Linked DNA regions of Homo sapiens: region 2 is linked to region 1. Evidence: chromatin contacts called from ENCODE Hi-C or POLR2A ChIA-PET data. All regions are on one chromosome and are shown on one strand. Each heading gives the region's core, a stretch centred on a gene start or an enhancer-like site at or near the end of the contact. The rest is flanking DNA. Distances are from core to core; before and after follow the strand shown. Region 1 overlaps MAP3K5 (mitogen-activated protein kinase kinase kinase 5). Region 2 overlaps MAP3K5 (mitogen-activated protein kinase kinase kinase 5).

What was found. Hi-C counts contacts between places; a loop is a spot of excess contacts on that map. ChIA-PET counts read pairs that join two places held with the same protein, here RNA polymerase II (POLR2A). Pooled maps may share reads with other maps.
Region 2: a loop to region 1 is called in a pooled map, with 2.2 times the contacts of the local background. The contact joins two enhancer-like sites. A Hi-C loop is called at or near these places in 7 of 50 pooled maps. POLR2A ChIA-PET finds 5 or more read pairs at or near these places in 5 of 52 experiments (AG04450, OCI-LY7, activated B cell and 2 more).

What each region holds. Positions count from the first base shown.
Region 1 is chr6:136,581,972-136,584,725 of GRCh38, reverse strand. MAP3K5 (mitogen-activated protein kinase kinase kinase 5) reads left to right here. Exons shown (of 30, transcript NM_005923.4): 24 at 986-1,171. Among named protein-coding and RNA genes, the nearest start is that of MAP7-AS1, 31 kb to the right of the region's middle. Within about 2 kb of position 1,490, at least 2 of the 41 ENCODE cell types and tissues checked have a DNase peak (open chromatin) inside an H3K27ac peak, as active enhancers do.
Region 2 is chr6:136,737,177-136,739,975 of GRCh38, reverse strand. The region is part of intron 1 of MAP3K5 (mitogen-activated protein kinase kinase kinase 5); the gene reads left to right. Among named protein-coding and RNA genes, the nearest start is that of MAP3K5-AS2, 45 kb to the left of the region's middle. Within about 2 kb of position 1,460, at least 9 of the 41 ENCODE cell types and tissues checked have a DNase peak (open chromatin) inside an H3K27ac peak, as active enhancers do.

The DNA of each region.
Region 1 (2,754 bases), core at 241-2,740:
CATTTCTGTTCTTGTCCACTTCTCCTCTCCCTCCCTGATATGGTTTGGCTGTGTCCCCACTCAAATCTCATCTTGAATTGTAACTCCCACAATTCCCATGTGTCGTGGGAGGAACCTGGTGGGAGGTGATTGAATTATGGGGGCAGGTCTTTCCTGTGCTGTTCTTGTGATAATGAATGAGTCTCACAAGATTTGATGCTTTCAAAAAATGGGAGTTTGCCTGCACAAGCTCTCTCTTTTTGCCTGCTGCCATCCAAGTAAGATGTGACTTGCTCCTCCTTGCCTTCTGCCGTGATTGTGAGGCTTCCCCAGCCACGTGGAACTGTAAGTCCAATTAAACCTCTTTCTTTTGTAAATTGCCCAGTCTCGGGTATGTGTTTTCAGCAGTGTGAAAACGAACTAATACACTCCCTATTGTCTTTCTCAATTCCATTGCTTCTGCTATGGTTGGACATATTCATGACCCTATTTTATAGCTTCTCTTTCCGGGCAGACTTTCAGGTTGAGATCCTATGGCTTATTGCTCAAATCTCTTTTTAGTTCCCAATTAAAATTTCTGAAAGAATCTTATGGCCTTAGTCTTTTTGGGCAAAGCTTTGTTATCTGACTATATCATGGCTACTGACCAGCGTGTGGGGCAGGTACCTTTTCTCTCTGATTATTTCTTGGTGTTGGTAGGAGGATTGAAGAGGTGCCATATAGTTCAAAATATGGTCTTTCCTTTGGAGACATTTGGAAGTCCAGTTCTTCTCAGAAAGGGCTGTGGGAAGTATGGTGGCTCATGCCTGGAATCCCAGCACTTTGGGAAGTAGTGATGGGAGGCTCGCTTGAGCCCAGGAGTTCGAGACCAGCCTGGGCAATATAGTGAGACCTTGTCTCTACCAAAAGAAAAAAAAATGTGGGGGCAGGGGGTATGGAGATAGGATTACCATGGCAGGTATATCCAGCATATGTTGATGTAAGGATTGTTGATTTTTATTCACAGGGGGCTGAAGAACCGAAACTAAAATGGGAACACATCACAACCCTCATTGCAAGCCTCAGAGAATTTGTGAGATCCACTGACCGAAAAATCATAGCCACCACACTGTCAAAGCTGAAACTGGAGCTGGACTTCGACAGCCATGGCATTAGCCAAGTCCAGGTGGTACTCTTTGGTTTTCAAGATGCTGTAAGTATGATATTTTGCCAGTGTTTTCCCACACACTAAAATTAGTTAGAAAAATAAGATAAAACATAAGTTCTGTTATTTTTCTTTTAAAATTCCAGTGAACTCTATTCTTTTTGGATGAAAAATGTGAGATATTCGCCTCTCAGTGTGCTTCTAAGTATCTGATTTGTTGTTTTGTGTGTTTGCATTCCCCAAATTAAAAAACACATAAAACCAAATCACCATGGAAAATAACAAAATATTTCCCATGGCTGAACTTCGTTCTTATGAAATTATGTTGGGTCATTGTTTATTTTGACAACTTTAGCAACGTAACACACTTTAGTCATACATTTTCTAATGCTATATGAGAAATGCCATCTAGTGGCCATTGAGAAAAATTTAATAGTACAGATTGAAATGGTCACTGCTGAATAAAACCAGTTAATTTTTTTCCAGTTTTTCTCTAGTTTTCATATAGAACATTTTTAACATGTTTGTTTCATAAATACCTACTCTGTTCTAGCCAGAAGTATACTTTCAGAGTACAGAGCATCACTGATTAAAAATTAAAGCACATGATCTAATGAGAGATTGCTGAGAAGTCTTCTCTCCAAAATTGAGTTGCTATGCAACACAAACTAAAGCCAGTCTTCTGTACTGCATTCAGAACCCTCTGTGTTATTCTTGGGTGAGACTTATCTGTGGAACTCAGTGCCAAAAAAGCCTCAAGCCACCTCCAGGAGACCCTTAACAAGATGTGGGAGACTGAAATAAGAGGGTTCTTGATGGTGCTTGTGGTATAAATATGGAAGTATAATTTTATTTAAATTCCAAAATTAATTCAGCCCTAATGTGTGTATTGCTTCTTTGTAGAAAGTGTGTTGACAATTTTATTTGCAACATCAAATGATCCCCAATTTAAAGCCAAATTAGAATCCTTCAATAACTACTAGCATTCTCTGAGACACTGTGTAAGCCACTTGGTCTTTATGCTATATTGTGGGCAGGGACAAGAGTCCTGAGTTGATTGAGGGCATAAGAAATTAAAGCAACTGGCAAAGCCTATCACTAATATTAAATGCTAAAAGCATGCTTATGCTGCAACTAGGGAAACCCAACTGCCTGCAAGTAGAGTGAAATAATTTAGCTAATTTGCACTTGCCCACACATTTGGCCTCTAGCCTAGAGGTTGGAAAGCAAGTTTGCTGTAGAATTCAGACTGAGAGCTATTGGGTTGTACTCCTGGGCCTTGGGCCAGGTCAGACACACACACACACACACACACACACACACACACACACACACACACGTATACACACACGTGTACACATACACGCCTGCTCTTGCTCATTCACTGTCCAGGATGAGAATGAACCCAAAGTATGGGCCCTATGATGTAATTTGCTATGTAATAAAGAGCTGAGAGGAGCAGGTTATGGTTATAACAGATCCCTCTTCCACCTAATAAGAATGTAAATTTTTTTTTTTTTGAGATGGAGTCTCCCTCTGTTGGCTAGGCTGGAGTGCAGTGGCATGATCTCAGGTCACTGCAACCTCTGCCTCCCGGGTTCAAGCAATTCTTGTGCCTCAGCCTCCCGAGT
Region 2 (2,799 bases), core at 211-2,710, 160 kb before region 1:
GGGGCTCCTGCTGAGTTTCTTGGCAGCTACAGGCCCCTGCTGCCACTGCCCATGGAAGGGACAGCTAATGGTGCAGGAACTGCCGCTTGCTTAGGGCCCAACCAGGACACTTGAGAATGAATGGGGGGATCTACTAGAAATGACAATGAGATCATACATATCATGGGATAACAGACATCTAAGACTGTTTGAAGCAAACTGGAATATTTATTCAGCTGGAAAATTTCTGCACCTTCTACGGGGCTTGCCATTAGCTGCCCTGGTCTGCCCCCTTCAGACCCCCCAAAATAGTGACTGCAAATGTTGGTTGTGTCCATATGGTCTAGGACCTCTCTTGAAGATGCTCTTTAACTACAGACTTTTTTAAGGCACTAAAGGGTCTACTGAAAAGAATGAAACTCATCTTACTGATTCCATACTTCCTGTTTATCGAATAGGAAAAGTATGAGAAAAAAGTACAGGAAATAAGAAAAATGTCTGTAAGTGATTGACAGTACCCTGGGGTGGGAGTGAGGGGTGAATGTCCCCCTGACCCATGGCCCACTCTCTAGTCGTGGCTGATGTTCATTGACACCTCTTTGTTGTTAAGCCCTTTCTGTGACAAAGACTATTGTTATTGTTGGTTGACAGGTGAGGAAATGGGCTCAGGGTGTTGAGGGCTGCACAGAGCAAGTGTGGATTTGGGCATTCTGACACCAGCCAGCTACACCCCAGGCATAGCAGGCAGGAGCGACACCATGGCCATTTGTAATGCCTGGTCAGCACTGACTACTGATAGGCCACATTTACTTCTACATCCCTTTATTTCTATATCTCCTTCAGACACCATTACTTTGTCAGGGGAGCTCCACTGACGAATCAGTTCTGTCTGTTGTACTGTTCAAAATGCCCTGTGTCATGTCGTCAACACACTTACCACAGTGTGCATTTGTTTTTGTACGTTTATTTGATTGTCTCTTCTCTTGCTAGATCATAAGCTTTCTGAGGGCAGGAACCTAGTGTGCATGGGTGTGTGTGTGTGTGTGTGTGTGTGCACGCGTGTGTGTGTTTGGATGACTTTTGTATCCCTTGGACCTTAGCACTTAGTATCCCTTGGCACTTAGTAGGGATTTCATGAACATTGGCTGCACTGATGACTGAACCGGTCCCTGCTTTGGAGCTGACGTGGCTACAGGTTCCTTAGGCCATCAGCCGTCTGTTCCAAGTAGAGCTAGCTGTATGTGGTACCCTGACTGTTCTCACCAGCACTTCAGCTCATTAGCTCTTTCTGTTTCTGATGGCTAATATACATATAGAAGCGAATGCTACAAATTCAGGAGCTTATATAGTCTCCTTGAAATGAATAATTTTGCTAATGCCTTTGCCAGATCTGCATTTTGTGCTCCTCATTGCCTCCAAATACTGTCTGTTGCTGTGGTGATGATCTGTGGACTCTTGGGCTGAGTGCCAGTTGGAAGACTCTTTTTATTATTCAGAAGCCTTTTCCACAGGTTGTCTTCTGTTTGTTTGTTTGTCTCTCATTTTAGCAATGTGAATTAGAAGCTGTCTCCTTACCATCAAATGCCTCCTCTGCCGGGTATTTCTGTTAAAACAGTCAGGTCCCTTGGAGGACACAGACAAGCAGGTCCGCAGCTATAAGGTCTCAAGTAGAGAGAGCTTTGCCAGGAAGAGGTACCGAAACTCCCCTTGGACCAGGGAAGTAGGGGATCCAAGCGATACGTTACAGGAGAGGATGCATTTAGTCGGGCATGGTAGAATGCATAAAGACACAAGTAAAATGAAATTTCTTTCTCCCTAATAAGAAAAGTTTTTACTGAAAAGTGTTCCCAAAAAATGATTGTGCAATTTATTTTTCTCCCTGTAAACTTCCTGTGGAAAGACCAGCTGGGCAGAGCGATAAGCCATTTCTCATTCGGTGGGTGGTGGTGTACATGTCCATTCTTAGGTAGTGGAGCAATTTTTTCTGGTAAAAAGAAACTCCTATATTATGCAATTGCAAAGCAGCCAGGAATGTCCCTTCTTCCCAGGCCCTGCATCCTGAAATTCTACCACTTCTCAAGGCTTACTGTGAAGCTGTTGCCCTGAATGGCCTTCTCCATTACTCCTGTAAGAATCAGCCACTCCTTGTCCTCTGCTCCCAAAGAACATTTACATCTATTTCATTTGACTTTGCACTTCTGCTGCTCACATGTCCAGCCATTGCACTTGAAGGTTATCAGCCCATGAAGGGCTGATGCTGATTTCTTTGACCCCTTCTCAGTACTTTGCACAGTATAGACAATCATGTGTGTTAAAATCAACATGTGGGAGAACAGAGTAAAGGGAGTTCTTAATTCCATGGTGCTATGATGGATGGAAGCTGAGGCGAAGAAACCGGAGCCTCCTGGGCAGCGTGATAAGAAGCCGTCAAAGGGCTCCTTGGAGGGACTTAGTATGTGATACATGGCGGGGGCTGCCCTCTCCTTTCCTTTCTGGTCTGTTGTCTCTATTCAGCAGGCTTATCTCATTTTCCCCATTGTGGGGCTGGTGAGGGTCTTTGGTTCCCTGTCTTCATCTCTGTGTGGCTGGCCTTTTTTTCAACTTTTATTTTAGTTTCAGAGGATACATGTGCAGGTTTGTTACGGGGTGAATTGAGTGTCACTGAGGTTTGGTGTACGAATGATCCCATCACCCAGGTGTAGTGAGCATAATATCCAATAGGTAGTTCTTCAACCCTCGCCCCCTTCCCACCCTCCCGTCTCTAGTATCCCCAGTGTCTATTCCTATTTTTATGTCCATGTGTACTTAATGTTTAGCTGT